Linked DNA regions of Homo sapiens: region 2 is linked to region 1. Evidence: read pairs that join two places in POLR2A ChIA-PET (ENCODE). Cell type or tissue: Panc1. All regions are shown on one strand. Links, peaks and the distances in the headings refer to the core of each region. The heading gives the core; the rest is flanking DNA. Region 1 has its middle 4.6 kb from the start of RAX. Region 2 has its middle 18 kb from the start of LINC01926.

Region 1 (8,334 bases), core at 152-8,151:
GGCCTGTGCCCCCTGGAAGCGCCGAGACCCAGCCGAAGGCTTCCCAGCCCCGCACTCGTCGCAGTTTGAATTTCCCCTCGCTGGCTCCCTTTTCGGGACCCACTCCTTTCTTGGCTGGGTTGTACGAAGTCCCGGACCTCGCGTTTAGTTTGTCCGTCTATATCTGTTGTAACTCCTCCCAGTCCCCTCGGACTTGAGCGCCGGCAGCCTCCCTCCTTCCCCGCAGCGCCCACCCCAGGGCCATTTATGTCCGCAAGTCCGGTGACCTCTAGCGCCCGATCGCCCAGCAGGAGACTGGGAGCCCCGAGTCGGATGTGCTGCCGGGCTCAGGTCCCGCAGGAGACCCACCTGGAGTTCCTCGCTCCCGCCCCTTGTCCTGCGGGGAGGGCGGGCTCCTTTACTGATGAGCAGCGGTGTCGCACTCCCGCCTCCCTCCAACACTCCGGGCCAAGGAGATGGCCCAGAGCTGGCTGGGGAAGGACCTTCTCCCGGGGAAGAGGCCTCTCGCCTCCCCGAGGGTTCAGGAGTAATTGGCTTGCAGTTCTTTCTCCTTTGGACCCCCTCGAGGCTTCCGTGGCCCACAGTGACTGATCGGCCACTTGGAAAGATGATTGGATAGGGTGAGTGTGTTTCACCTCCAGCAGCGCGGATGGACAATGGCGCTGTGAACGTCTCACCCCTCAAATCTGAGGCGAGACCCGAGGCGAGCGCTTGGCCTTCCCTGAACTGGTGGCCTGAACCGTGAATTAAAATGCTTTCCTATAAAAGCTCAAGGACCTAGAGGACAATATCCCTAAAATCTCCTTTTCAGTAGGCGCTCTGATCTCCACAGCAGGGGTGTCTTCTTTATCCCGCTTGCGTTCAGACAAGCGTTTGCTGCGTCCCTTTAGAGGGCAAGGCAACCGTCGAGGGCCACGTCGTGGGCATCAAACAAATTGGGAAAGGCCAGGGCCGTTGGCCTGGTGGAGTTTAACGTCCAGTCTGGAAGACAAGACAAAGGAAGAGGGAAAACACACATCCTCAGATCCCCAACCTTTAAATTGGTGTTAGAAGGATGTTTGCGGAGGACAAGTCAATTTCTTAAGGATCATTCAATGGTTAATTCCCCATGATGGGCATATCTACTTTTAATAAAACTATATAATGGCAAACTAAAATAAGGGCAAGCATGTGACTGCAGGAGATAGAAATTGAACTAATTCAAGTCAGAAATTATCTTTTAAGAAAAAAGCTAAAATTAATGAAAGTTAATAGCACTTTACAGTGTTCACATATTACTTTATTTACTTATTATTTATTTGTCTGTTTATTTTAGAGACAGGGTCCCTCTCTGTTGCCCAGGCTGGAGTGCAGTGGCATGATGGTGGCTCACTGCAGCCTGGAACTCCTGGGCTCAAGCAATTCTCTCGACATGTCACTTTGTAGGTTTCAGAATCTTCTCACATTCTTCATGTCATCTGATCTTCACAACCTTGTGAGGTGAGCAGGACAGACATATTGGTCCCCATTTTACAGAAGAGGAAACTGAGGCTCAAAGTGATACAGCTATTAAGTGGAAGGGTCAGGACTAGAACTCAGGCCACTGACTCCTTGTCCAGTGTTTTCTGCCTGCAGCTCATTTGTAATTATTATTGTAGTGTGTGATCTTTTTGAAAAGAATCAAAGCCCATCTTAGCCTGCAGTCTGTCTTTAATCCTTCCCTGAGACTGGATTCTGCATCTAAGAGGCGGAGGTAGAAGCAGTTTAGCTCCCAGAAGAAATAAAGTCAGAGCCTATAGAGAGTGGGCTTTGGGTACCGGCATCCAGGGCAAATTAACAAACCCTCTGGAAAGTCCCCTGACAGACCAGGTTTTGCCTCCTCCTCCGCCCCTCCTCCACCTTTCCAGGGCCCACAAATGGCCTGGTGGCACCCGAAAAGGTCTGACTGCCAGTGACATAGACCAGGTGGCTGACGTGCTGAGGTGGTGGTGATCAGAGGGCAGCTGTGGGGATAATTAATTGGTATTTGTTGTTCCCCCTCTGACCGAGAATGCTTTTTATGCAAACTTCCCCAATATTAAATTGATCTCGATAATCACCGCTAAACAAAGATTGGCAGCGTTTCCTTAAGCTCCTGCCCACACGCTGCTAAGGGGTTTATGGCCTTGTTTTCCAAAGTTAATTCCTCTGGAACTGCCCAGCTCCTCCTAATAAGTCCAGGTGAGGTTAGCTTTTATTTACTGTTTGTTTCAGAGTCTGGGGAAAAAAGCAGAAAAGACTTCAACAGCCACTGGCGAGGGCAGGGGTGGTGGTGATGGGGGTGGGGGAGACAGGGCAGAGGAGGACAAGGGGGAGTTGGGGCTTCCTTTGTGCAGGACATAAAGAGCTAGTCAGTACCATTGTGGGCACGGTGGAGGGTACTCCAAGCAATCAGCCGGGGGTCATTGTTAGGGGCTAATCTACGTGTGTATTTCCCAAGAACTCGATTAGGGAAGATGAATGGACTGGGCCATGTCCCTAATTCTTCTAGCATGAAGCTGCATTTTTCCAGCAGTTAGGCTAGCTCATAATCAGCCCTGCTTCAGCAACAGTAAGGAGCCTGGCTTCTGAACCCCACCTCTGATTAATTCATTAATTCATTAGATGGATCAAAGAAAACCCCTCCTTCCATCCCCCACCTGCGGCCAACCTTAGACACAGCTAAAGCCCCATTAAACTTCGGATGGTTGGGAGACACACATTTCCAAACGTGAGGAAGTTGTAGTATAAAGCGACTCCTTGATCGTGGCTGTATGGAGAAGGTCCAATTTCTGGAAGTATTCTGGATGAACAGTCTCACCTACAACACGGGGGAGACATGCATATCCCTGTGCACTGGACGGAGAAGGAGAGGGAGAGCGGTGAATTAAGGACATTCAGCCACAGTCTCTAGTCATTTCACCTCTCAGCGATGTTTTACATTAGGGTGAAAATGTCTGTGGAAAGGCCTATGATATATCAATTCGTAAAGTGTATCAAATAAACTTGATTGTCTGCATGTAGATTTTCCCCATAGCAGATGTATTTTAATCCTGGAATAACTCCCCCTGTGTCACGCCATATTCGAGGACCTCCTCCTCCCACTAGCTGATACACGTGCAAGAAAGGCAACTTACTTTTAGTTTTAGCCAGAGCAAAACACAACTCATATAATCACTAAACACGCACACACACCATACACACACACTGAAGTTCAACAAATTCAGTTGTCAAGAGTTAAGAATACATACAAGAGCTACTATTTATTGAATGCTAAGTACATGTCAGTGGGTATATGCCATAAGCTTTTGAGTATTATTTTACATGAATTGCCCAATTTAGTTCTTACGATAATCCTATGATGTAGATGCTGCTATTATTATTATTATTAGAGACAGAGTCTGGCTCTGTTGCCCAGGCTGGAGTGCAGTAACATGATCACAGCTCACTGCAGCCTCAACCTCTTGGGCTCAAGTATCCTCCCACCTCAGCTTCCTGCAAAGCTGGGACTACAGGTGCAGGCCATCACATCCAGCTAATTTTTGTATTTTTTTGTAGAGATGGGTTTTCGCCATGTTGCCCAGGCTGGTCTTTAACTCCTGGGCTCAAGCAATGTTCCTGCCTTAACCTCCAAAAATGCTGGGATTACAGGCTTGAGCCACCGCACCTGGCCAGTAGACACTATTATTATCCCTACTTTACAGATGAGGAAACTGAAATACAGAGAGGTTCTGTAGCATGTCCAAGGTCACACAGCTGGTTTCAAGTAGAGCCAGGATCTGAACCTAGGTGTTTTACTCAGGAATGCTTCCTTCTGCCCACCATGTGTGCTACCCCCAACACGGTATGTGTATTAACATGCACCATTAATTCTCCAGTGGCCATAAGAGAACCAGCAGATAAATTAAAGCAAGAAAATTTGGGAGTCAAAGGTAACAAGAATAATATAGTTCAGAGTGATGTGGGGATGAGAAAGGTATGGTGGATGGCCTATAATTTATTAAGTCATTTAAGATGGTTACAGGTTTGCTAAAAAAAAATAATAATAAGTATGCCATTCAACTTTCCAAGGCTATCTCATGAAGCTTAGGGAGTTTTCTCTGTTCTGAGTTTCAAATCACTCTCAGTGGTTTGTGAACAATATATATTTAAGCATCTAAAAGATATTTTTCAGCATTGGCCTTTGATGCTGTGAATTCTCCCCTATATTGTATTATATATTGCATATCATGGGCGAGTTGCTGGCAATGGTTGCAAAAATATCACTAGCTAAGCTCTTTTAAATACTGACATTGCATCCAGAGATAAAATACACTATGCTTGTTCATCTCTCACTACCAGATCTCCCTCATTTATGAAACATTAGCTACTTGAAGCAACCCACAAGGTATATCAGAAAAATGTTCTTAGAGGTGCCTACCAGAACCCCATTTTTACATGCGGGCAACTAACAATGAATATCCTTGGCCACTTTCATAAATATATGACCTTGACACATATGATAAAGACATTTCCAGTATAGTAGTTTACCTCTTACTATGACAATCTGGATGTTCTCTAGTATTTTCAGACTAGATTGAAGCAAATGTTGATATAAGGATAGTGTAGTGAATAATAACCCCATCAGATAATCGTGGCTGAAAGACCATAAACCAACAAAGAGATGGGCCTCATGTAGACATTATGGGTTTAATTGAGAGCCCTCGCAGATGGGCATATGGAAGCAAGCATTTCATCTCGTCACAAGACGAAATGAAGGGCAGTTGAGAGCTGTTGTTTCCCAGCAGTAATACCCTGTTTGAAAGCCTTCCTTTCACTTAAAAATAGGGACCACAGCTCTCTGCAGACCATCCAGCAATTAGCAAGAAGTCTCCTCCTTGGGAATTTCCATTGTTTCCCAATTATGATATTTTTGGAAACAGCATCACTTAAAACTGCCCTCCCACTTAGTGTCCTGTTATTTCAGGGGATCGTATATTGAAGATTTAGAAAACGAACTTTGATGATTATCTGTTCTGTTCTCTTATTTCTAGCCCCCATTTTAACATTTTAGATGTGAAAAATGTGTGGGCCCAGAGAAATTAAGCAGTTAGCCCAAGGTGAGACAGAATGTTTGTACTAGGGCTTGGACTGGAGGCCGGGTCCCAGACTCCCAGGGTGTCCACTGGGCACTCTGGCATTAGCACCGCCATGCTGAGCTCTCAGGCTGTTACACTCAGATGCCCCACGCTTATAGTTAGAGAAAGTCAGTGCATGAATTGTGGAGGAATATATTTGTTGTACAAACACAATGAAGTTACTCTTCACACAACTCCCCCGTCACTTACCAACCCAATTATCTTGGTTCTGAGCTTGCTTTTACAACTGATGCAAGTTCAAGTAGCCTCTCGGTAAGAGGAAAAATTCCCTTGGCAATAGATTTGCAGGGATTTTTGGCAAACAGCTAATATTGCTACGCATTGGTGTGCTGGAATCAGCCCCTACTGGCTTGTAAGAACTTATGGTTAGCATCTTCCCAGTTCTGAGTTCAGTGATTCATCTTAGTAGCTTGAAATCAGCCACAGTGGTAGTAATTTCACCACAGCAATTGACAAACACTAAAAATCAGACAGTCCCCCTCTCAACTTAAAAACTAAATGATATTTAAACATTACTAGCATATTACTGCTCCTACCTCATTAAAAATGAGGAAATCAGGAAGTGTTTATTATTGTTATTATTTATTATTAAAACTAAAACAAAACCATGATTGACGGGGTGAGAGACGTCTACCTTTTTACTCAGAAATGAAAATTTACATCATTATCTCAGAATATATAAACAAAAGAGGGAACTTGGATTTCTGCCAAATAAATGGACTTTTTTGAGTTGTTAGGAGCAAAGCTATATTAAGATAATTCCTCTTTACTTGTTTTCTAATTAAACTAATTGAATTCAGAGTGTCTAGGGGGAAGCACTAAAGACATTTATCTTGAGGGGATGATGGTCTTGAAGCCTATCAATCCTCTTAGAGTGCTAAGAAGGCAAATCCAAGGATGCCCATTTTGCAGCAGCCTTGACCCAACCCCCACCAGGGGTTTGGCTGGCTCTAGTCTTTTTCACAGCAAGGCAGTGTTCTACTGAAAATCATTTGGCTTCCAGTTCTCTACAACCTCTGGTTTTCTTTCTAGCTCACTGGTTGCTCCTCGGCAGTATCCTCCCTGGATTCCTCCTCTTGTCCTTGACCTCTGAAAGCTGGAATGCCCAGCCCAGCCCTAGGTCCTGCTCCCTATTTAGACTCACTTTCTTGATGCTCTCCTTGACTCTACTCTGGAACTCTTTCTGACTCCTGTAGTTTATTGACTGCCTGTTAGGCATCTCCATTTGCTTGCGTATTGAGTACATGTTAGAAACAGAGTTTCTGAATAGGACTTCCCTCCTGCACCTGTTCTACCACCATCTTCCTCATATCTGTAAATGGCTGTTTCACTCACGTGTCTCAAATTCTAAGCCATTTCTCTTTCTATCACCCAATTTGTCAGGCAATCCTGTTGGCTGTAGCTTCAACATATAAACAGATTCTGATGGCTTTTCTCCATCTCCAATCTGGTGCAAACCACCATTCATCTCTATAGGGCTCAAGTGGTCCTCCTGCCTCAGCCTCCCGATTAGCTGGGACTACAGACATGTGCCACCACGTCTGGCTAATTTTTTTGTATTTTTGGCAGAGACGGTGTTTCACCTTTTTGGCCAGGCTGGTTTCCAACTCCTGACCTCAGGTGATCTGCCTGCCTCGGCCTCCCAAAGTGCTAGGATTACAGGTGTGAGCCACCACACCCAGCCTCCTTTGTATTCAGATAAATAATTATAGCACAACTCTGGTTCAGATCTATAAATATGTGTTGGGTTACTCTCCTTCTCTTCTAATTCAAAGTCAACATACACATTCTCATTCCCCCAAATGGAAGCTGCCTGCTTCTTAAAATAGGAGTTTAACATATTCCATTTTATGTTTTAATTTGGAGAGTGAAAAAAAAAAAAACCCAGAATGCAGCTAACTCCTGACAAAGCACGAGCTACTCACAAGCAGAAACAATTCAAAGGCCAGGACTGTGTCTCCTACTTCCTTTTTAAAAAATGTGTGGTTAAATACACACAACTAAAAATGTGCCATTTCAATCATTTTTGAGTATATGGTTCTGTGGCATTAAATACCTTCATATTGTTGTGCAATCATCACCTCCATCCATCTCCAGAACGTTTTAATCTTCCTGAACTAAAATTTTGTATCCATTAATCAAAACTCCTCACCACTCCCGGTCCCCAGCCCCCAGCAACCATCTTTCTGTCTCTAGGAATTTGACTACTGTAAGTATCTCATGTGAGTCAAATCATAGAGTATTTGTTCTTTTGTGACTGGCTTCTTTCATTTAGCATAATGTCTTCAGGTTTATCCATGTTGTAGCATGTGCCAGAATTTTCTTTCTTTTTAAGGCTGAATAATATGCCAGTGTATGTATATACTACATTTTTCTTATCCATTAATCTGTTGCTAGACACTTGGGTTGCTTTCACCTCTTAGCTGTTGTGAATGATGCTGTTATGAACATTAGTGTGCAAATAACTGTTTAAGTGCCTGCTTTCAATTTTTTTTTTTGAGACAGAAACTCTGTTGCCCAGGCTGGAGTACAGTGGCATGATCTTGGCTCACTGCAACCTCTGCCTGCCAGGTTCAAGAGATTCTCCTGCCTCAGCCTCCCGAGTAGCTGGGATTACAGGTGTGCAGCACCATGCCCGGCTAATTTTTGTATGTTTAGTAGAGACGGGGTTTCACACTGTCACCCAGGCTGGGCTCAAGTGATCCGCCCACCTTGGCCTCCCATAGTGCTGGGATTACAGGTGTGAACCACCGCACCTGACCTGCTTTCAATTCTTTTGGGTAAATACCCAGAAGTGGAATTGCTGGATCATATGGTAATCCTGTGTTTCATTATTTGCAGAACTGCCACATGGTTTTCCACAGCTGCTGCACCGTTTTACATTTCCACCAGCCACACACACGGTAGATTGTGAATCCTTGCCAATTCTTGTCATTGCTTGTTATTTTCTGCTATTTAAAAAAAAATAATAACCATCCTAATAGGTGTAAACTGGTATCTCATTGGTTTTGGTTTGCATTTCCCTAATGATTAGTTATATCGTGACTTTTTGCATTTGCTTATTGTCCATTTGTATATCTTCTTGAGAGAAACACCTACTCAAGTTCTTTGCCCATTTTTCAATTGGGTTGTTTGTTCTGTCTAGAGTTTGTAGAACACTTTATGATTAGCAAGATGACTAACAGAAGGCTAGAACACA
Region 2 (8,334 bases), core at 242-8,241, 480 kb before region 1:
GGCAGGAGAATCACTTGAACCCAGGAGACAGGTTGCAGTGAACCAAGATTGTGCTGCCACTCTCCAGCCTGGGTGACAGAGCAAAACTCCATCTCAAAAAAAAAATGTGACCACTCAACCCCTCTGTCCCGGCCTTGCTGTCCCTGCTGGTCCTTCCCCCCTCCCTCCTTCTTATATGTGCCCAGGAACCAGAAATAGCCTATCAACCCTGAAGGAGTCTAACAGGCCTTGCCACTTACCACCAGTCCCCAGCAGAGCTTCCCGGAATCATTGTCCTCTCCCTTCCCCTTGTTCGGTTTTCTCTTTCACTTTCCTAGGCTCTTTGGCTAGGACTGGCTGCAGAAGTTGATTTGCATAATTATTTAACCCTGGTAAGAACGAAAGCTGTAAACCAAATTAGGTATGCCAGCAGGTAGCAGGTATAGAAGAAGAATCACGGGGTACATCTGACCCTCGTCCTTGCTTCTCGTGATCCTAGGTAAGTTATTTAACCTCTCTAAGCCTCTGTGTACTCAGCTGTGAAATGGGGATAGTCACACCTGTTCATGGAGTTGTTGTTAAGAAGTTTAAAAATAAAATCAGCTTTGGGAGGCCGAGGCAGGCAGATCACGAGGTCAGGGGTTCAAGACCAGCCTGGCCAACATGGTGAAATCCCATCTCTACTAAAAATACAAAAATTAGCTGGACGTGGTGGCAGGCACCTGTAATCCCAGCTACTCGGGAGGCTGAGCCAGGAGAATTGCTTGAACCCGGGAGGCGGAGGTTGCAGTGAGCCGAGATCGTGCCGCTGCCCTCCAGCCTGGGCAACAGAGCGAGACTCCATCTCAAAAATAAATAAATAAAATAAAATCAGGCTAGGCATGGTGGCTCATGCCTGTAATCCCAGCACTTTGGGAGGCCAAAGCAGGTGAATCACTTGACCAGGAGTTCAAGACCAGCCTGGCCAACATGGTGAAACCCCGTCTCTACTAAAAGTACAAAAAAATTAGCTGGGCGTGGTGGTGCACGCCTGTAATCCCAGCACTCGGGAGGCTGAGGCATGAGAATCGCTTGAACCTGGCAGGCGGAGGTTGCAGTGAGCCGAGATTGTGCCACTGCCCTCCAGCCTGGGCAAAAGAACGAGACTCAATCTCAAAAAATAAATAAAATTAAAAATAAAAATAAAATCCATATCTATGCAAAGCACCTGGTGCCTGCATGGTAGGCACCATGGATCACATGGTTGCTAAAGTAGCTATTACCAACCTGAATCAAATAACTCTTAGAAAAAAAGATCTGAGGCACATTCTCAAACTCCCCCATTAGTAATAATAAACTTTATTAAGTCTTCTCCCCAGATTTTCCAAGTTAGTCCCTCTCAGGTTAAGGCCCAGGAAAGTGACATTTGGCAGCCACTTGAGATAACTGATCACACTTTGAGAAACTCTAGTCTAAGGCTTTGATGAGCAAGACAGAAATAACTGCAGTTACTGAGTTCTCCTGCTTAGTTTATTACTAAGCAGTCAGCCATTTGTATTGCACAACATCACAGTTGGCTAAGGTTTGGTGGATCTAAGCTGGGCCCAGCCAGGCTTGGTTCCAAGCTGGAGTTTGCATCCAGGTGTGTTTCATATGTCCCTCATCCTTCCTGGACTGGCAAGTCCCCAAAGCACGTTCCTCTCATGTCACCATTGCTAACATTCCACCAGCCAAGCAAGTACAAGCCATGTCCAACATCCAAGGAATGACTACTGTAACATACCTCAGAAGCATAAAGAAAAATTGGCCAGGAATGGTGGCTCATGACTAATCCCAACACTTTGGAAGGCCGAGGTGGACGAATCACTTGAGGCCAGGAGTTCGAGACCAGCCTGGCCAACATGGTAAAACCCCGCCTCTACTAAAAATACAAAAATTAGCCAGGCATGGTGGTGTGTGCCTGTAGTCCTAGCTACTCGGGAGGCTGAGGCAGAAGAATTGCTTGAACCCGGAGGCGGAGATTGCAGTGAGCCGGGATCACTGCACTGCACTCCAGCCTGGGCGACAGAGTGAGACTCTGCCTCAAATAAATAAATGCTTGCTTCTGCAAACGAGGAATCAGCACGCTATAGCCTGCAGGCAAATCTGGCCTGCAGCCTGTTTTTGTACTATCCACAAGTTAGGAATGGCTTTTCCATTTTTTACAGCTTGTAAAGAAAAAATGAAAATGCAACAGAGACCATATGTGGCCCACAAAGCCTAAAAGATTTATTACCTGGCACTTTAAGGAAAAAGTTTGTTTATCTCTGCTATTTGCCATCAAAAAGTCAAGGGTTTTTTCTGTCCTTTGCCTTCCTGCACAAATAGAGGTGGGTGGTTTCATATTTTTGTTTGTTTTTAAGTTAAAGGGGATTTAAAGATGTTTCTAAGCATGGAACAGAAGCCAGTGGCGATAAAGGACGGGAGCAGTTGGAAAAACAGAAGAGAGGGATGTTAATTAAAGGAGCATGGTCTTGAAAAGAATGGTTTGAAGAAGCAAGTGGAGGGGAGGAAAAATGTATTTTCCTCTACCATCTTACATTCATGGCAGCAGCCCCTATAACAAAAGAGAAAAGCATACAAATGTATTTAATGTAACTTTACCATGGCATGAAGCCTTCAAAAGAAAACAAAAATCCAGGCCAGGCGCAGTGGCTCACGCCTGTAATCCCAACACTTTGGGTGGCCAAGGTGGGGGGATCATGAGGTCAGGAGTTCGAGACCAGCCTGGCCAACATGGTGAAACCCCATCTCTACTAAAAATACAAAAAGTAGCCGGGTGTGGTGGCACGCGCCTGTAGTCCCAGCTACTCGGGAGGCTGAGGCAGGAGAATCGCTTGAACCCGAGAGGCAGAGGTTGCAGTGAGTCGAGATCGTGCCACTGCACTCCAGCCTGGCAACAGCGAGACTCCGTCTCAAAAAAAAGAAAATGAAAACCCAACGAAACAGTTAAACCTGAGTATTTTAATGCTAGATTTGATGAAGGGTATACTAGTGGAGAAATATGAGGTAGCAAAAAACTGTGATCTAATGGCAATAAACTGGGGGAGGCTTGGCAAGCTTGTTCAGATTCTCTGCCTCCCTGGGTCTTCAGAGATGAAGACGCTCTTGTTCTCTGGGTAGAAGGAGGGTATCTGTTACATGAGGATTTCATGACCTGCTTCAGGGAAAGGTTAGAAAATCCTTCCTAAGTGTTATAACCTGCTTCAGGGAAAAAGCAGAGAAAGTCAGATCTTCCTGCACAAACTCTTTTTTTAAAATTAACTTATTTTTTTTAGAGATAAGGTCTTACTCTGTTGCCCAGGCTGGAGTGCAGTGGCACCATCATGGCTCTCTGCTGTCCCAAGCTCCTGGGCTCAACCCATCCTCCCACTGCAGCTTCCCGGGCAGCTGGAGCTACAGATGCACCACTGTGCCCAGCTAATTTTTAAATTTTTTGTAAAGATGGGCATCTCACTATGTTGCCCAGGCTAGTCTTAAACTCCTGGCCTCAAGCAATTCTCCCACCTTAGCCTCCCAAAGCACAGGGATTACAGGCACACACCACCGCAACCGGCCCACACATTATTTCAGCTTAAAATATTTGAGGGTAGAATGTCCTGAATCCCAACAAAGGGTCACCTCTTTCTCTAAGGCTGGTGGAAATGGCTTAGGATCTCGTCCAATGGAGAAGACGCTGGGATGGGAGGAGTGGGATAAAGGTGCGATGGGCCTGTCAAGAAGAAAAGGAAGGCTGGGCGTGGTGGCTCACGCCTGTAATCCCAGCAGTTAGGGAGGCCAAGGCGGGCAGATCACCTGAGGTCAGGAGTTTGAGACCAGCCTGGACAACATGGTGAAACCCCATCTCTATTAAAAATACAAAATTAGACCAGCCTGCCCAACATCGTGAAACCCCCAACTCTACTAAAAATATAAAACATTAGCCGGGCGTGGTGGCGAGTGCCTGTAATCCTAGCTGCTCGGGAGGCTGAGGCAGAAGAATCACTTGAACCTGGGAGGCAGAGGTTGCAGTGAGCCGAGATCGTGCCATTGCACTCCAGCCTGGGCAACAAAAGCGAAACTCCATCTCAAAAAAAAAAAAAAAAATTAGCTGGGCATAGTGGCATATGACTGTAGTCCCAGCTACTTGGGAGGCTGAGGCAGGAGAGTTGCTTGAACCCAGGAGGCAGAGGTTGCAGTGAGCTGACATCACGCCATTGCACTCCAGCCTGGGCAAGAAGAGCAAAACTGTCTCAAGAAAGAAGAAAAGGAGAGGAGGCCAACAAAGGCAGGCAAAGACAGGACTGTCCATGGGGCAGTGGTACCCACCTACTGGTCAGGAAAACCTGCCAAAGACTTGCAAATGGGCAAGAGAATCCTGGTGACCTTGTGGTAGTAGAGTGCTGGGTGTTTCTAGAGGGCCTTCCAGGAATGATCTGACTCCAGAGGCATGTGTCTTGGGTTGTTTGTGATTGGCTAAGCTATTTAACAATTCTGTAGGGATAAAGTTGTAGAAAACTGACAACATAAATTTTCCTTGTCCATCGGAATGCACAGATTCCTGATCATAGCAATGCAAAAGAATCATGTCTTTACAGAAAAAAAACTCTGTAAATTAAATTCTCATTTGAACCAATTTTAGCAGCTTACTGGTTTCCACATTCACCAATGAATTAAAATCTTTGATACATGTTCATTTTATATTTCCATGAGTCAGGATTTTACTTTCTTGAAAACTAGAATTTAGCATAGGTCTTTTAAAAACAACAATAGGCCAGTTGCAGTGACTCACACCTGTAATCCCAGCACTTTGGGAGGCTGAGGCAGGTGGATCACCTGAGGTCACGAGTTTGAGACCAGCCTGGCCAACATGGTGAAACCCCGTCTCTACTAAAAATACAAAACTTAGCCGGGCGTGGTGGTACGCACCTGTAATCCCAGCTACTCGGGAGGCTGAGGCAGGAGAATTGCTTGAACCTGGGAGGCCAACGTTGCAGTGAGCTGAGATCACACCACTGCACTCCAGCCTGGGCAACAGAGCGAGACTACATCTCAAAATAAAAAATAAAGAGAAAACAGAAAAAAAAAAAAAAAGAAAAAAAGACAATAAACAGTCTTGGAGATTAAAAACAAAACACAAAAGATAAGATGGGGCCAGGTGTGATAGCTCATGCCTGTAATCCCAACACTTTGGGAGGCCGAGGCAGGAAGATCACTTGAGGCCAGGAGTTCAAGAGCAGCCTGAGCAGCATAGTGAGACCCCATCTCGGCTAAAAATTTAAAAATTAGCCAGATGTGGTGGCACGTGCCTATTGTACCAACTACTTAGGAGGCTGAGGCAAGAGGATTGCTTGAGCACAGGAGGTCGAGGCTGCAGTGAGCCCTGATGGTGCCACTGCACTCCAGCCTGGGTAACAGAGTGAGACCCTGTCTCAAAAACAAAAAGGTGGCCGGGCACGGTGGCTCACGCCTGTAATCCCAGCACCTTGGGAGGCCGAGGTGGGCAGGTCACGAGGTCAGGAGATCGAGACCACGGTGAAACCCCGTCTCTACTAAAAATACAAAAAAATTAGCTGGGCGCGGTGGCGGGCTCCTGTAGTCCCAGCTACTCGGGAGGCTGAGGCAGGAGAATGGCGTGAACCCAGGAGGCAGAGCTTGCAGTGAGCCGAGATCGCGCCACTGCACTCCAGCCTGAGCGACAGACCGAGACTCCGTCTCAAAAAAAAAAAAAAAAAAAAAAGTGATTTTTAAGGTTTAATAGGCCGGGCAGCCTCCTTCCACGAGCACTGTGTGTGCCACACATTGCCTAGGAATTAAGAAAACTACAATTTGCACATTGCTTTCTCAGCTGTAGGAGCTGTTTTTCAACCCTGTGAGTTTACAAAACTGATAGTAATGATTCCTGCACAGACATGCAAATGAATTTTGTCCAGTTGAGGTGCAATTGATCCCAACCTGCTACCACCACCACCTCTGAAGCCAGTTTTGCCTCTATTAATAAAGGTACTCACTCAGCGTTCCTAACTGACTATATATTTATGTGTCTTGCTGTTTAGCGTCTCCTTCAAATTGGTTTTTAAAGCTTTACTGGCTCCCCCATTAATTAATGAGTTAAATAAAATCCTTGACACATATCTATTTTATAGCTGTATGAAACTCATTTCATTTTTTAAATGATTTTACAATGTTTTTAAACAAATAATCTGTCAGGATTCTCTCTGAACCTATTCTGGTTCTGGAGGCTGCCTGATTCGCAAATTAAAAAAAAAAAAAATTATCTGTCGGCCGGGCGCAGTGGCTCATGCCTGTAATCCCAGCACTTTGGGAGGCCGAGGTGGGCGGATCATGAGGTCAGGAGTTCGAGACCAGCTTGGCCAACATGGTGAAACCCCGTCTCTACTAAAAATACAAAAATTAGCCGGGCGTAGTGGCGGGCACCTGTAGTCCCAGCTACTCGGGAGGCTGAGGCAGGAGAATCGCTTGAACTCGGGAGGCAGTGGTTGCAGTGAGCCGAGGTTGTGCCACTGCACTCTAGCCTGGGTGACAAAGAGAGACTCTATCTCAAAAAAAAAAAAAAAAATCTGTCAACTACATCTAAGGTATCTCATTAATGAGTCACTACAGCCTCGTGAGGAGATCTCGACTGCCATTGTTATACCCCCATTTTGAGGATGACATAATTGAGGCACCAAGATCTTAAGGTCACATTAGCAGAGAGTGGCAGAGTCAAGGCTGGGACTTGGGAGTTTCTGACTCCAAGTCTCCTGTCCTTTCCACTGTTAAGTTAAAAAAAAAAAAAAAAAACCACCCCAGGGATGTAACTTCTTGGCCTGCCAAAAGTAGACTGCATTGGAAATTAATAAGACTGCAGGTGAGGACCAGTGCCAACAAGAAACTGGTATCTACTTATTTTTTCTTCTCTAATAGGTTCACCAAACCCAAATTCTCAAAACCTGAATGTCTCACAAGTACTTTCCAAAGTCTTTTTTTTTTTTTTTGAGACAGGATCTCACTCTGTCACCCAGCCTGAAGTGCAGTGGCACATCACAGCTCACTGCAGCCTCGACCTCTCAGGCTCAAGCGATCCTCCCACCTCAGCCTCCCTAGTAGCAGGGACTATAGGAGGATGCCACCACTGCCAGCTAATTTTTTTTATTTTTGTAGAGACAAGGTTATGCCATGTTGCCCAGGCTGGTCTCGAACTCCTGGACTCAAGTGATCCCCCTTGCCTCAGCTTCCTAAAGTGCTGGGATTACGGGTGGGAGCCACTGCACCTGGCCTTCAAAGTCTTACTGTTTTGTTTCCACTACAAATAAACCCTCTTCAGACGTATGTTAGCATTTTGGGTGGCTTCACTCAGAAGGACTCTGCATTTTTCTCTGTGTGTTCACTCCTTTTACATGAGAAGCCCAAGATTTAATGGGCACCTTAGGAGGATAAGCCAGACATTGTGCAGGACAAACACTTCACACATCTCATCTACAGGACATAATCTCTACTGCCCATAATCTCTACTGCCCTTCAGTCAGCAAATATTAATTACAGAAGGGTAATAATGTTAGCAACCCAAATATGAAAACGGGCTGGGTGCAGTGGCTCACATCTGTAATCCCAGCACTTTGGGAGGGCAAGGCTGGTGGATCACTTGAGGTCAGGAGCTCGAGACCAGCCTGGCCAACATGGTGAAATACTGTCTCTACTAAAAATACAAAAATTAGCCAGTCATGGTGGTGGGCGCCTGTAGTCCCAGCTACTCAGGAGGCTGAGGCAGGAGAATCGTTTGAGCCTGGGAGGCGGAAGTTTCAGTGACCCAAGATCGCACCACTGCACTCCAGCCTGGACGAAAAAGCAAGACTCCATCTACAAAAAACAAACATGTAAATGAACAAAGCAACAGAGGAGCTCTCCGTCAACTCGCGGGGTTTAACAGAGAGCCTCACAGATGATTGCAGTCCACTAAGCCAACCAAGGGTTGGTGGGAGCATGAGGGATCTCATCATTGAAAAGAATCATTGAAAGCTTAATAGAGCTAGAGTTTATGTTGAGACTTGAAGAATAGGTAGAAATTTGCCTAGTAAATAAGGAGATGTCAGGTCGGGTGTGGTGGCTCATGCCTATAATCCCAGCACTTTGGGAGGCTGAGGCAGGCAGATTACCTGAGGTCAGGTGTTCGAGACCAGCCTAGCCAACATGATGAAACCTCGTCTCTACTAAAAATACAAAAATTAGGCCGGGCATGGTGGCTCATGCCTGTAATCCCAGCACTTTGGGAGGCCGAGGCGGGTGGATCACAAGGTCAGAAGTTCAAGACCAGCCTGGCCAACATGGTGAAACCCTGTCTTTACTAAAAATACAAAA

Evidence for each region. Peaks named below come from ENCODE experiments on the same cell type or tissue, not always from the same donor. Only the 100,000 strongest peaks of a DNase experiment are listed, where the experiment ranks them.
Region 2: POLR2A ChIA-PET joins it to region 1 with 12 read pairs; 3 of 35 experiments call an interaction of 5 or more read pairs at or near these places.

Annotation. Positions count from the first base shown.
Region 1 is chr18:59,273,882-59,282,215 of GRCh38, forward strand. No RefSeq gene overlaps it. Among named protein-coding and RNA genes, the nearest start is that of RAX, 4.6 kb to the left of the region's middle. In Panc1, for the core only: no CTCF peak of the experiment used is centred there; no DNase peak of the experiment used is centred there.
Region 2 is chr18:58,791,996-58,800,329 of GRCh38, forward strand. No RefSeq gene overlaps it. Among named protein-coding and RNA genes, the nearest start is that of LINC01926, 18 kb to the right of the region's middle. In Panc1, for the core only: no CTCF peak of the experiment used is centred there; no DNase peak of the experiment used is centred there; H3K27ac peaks cover 6,130 bases.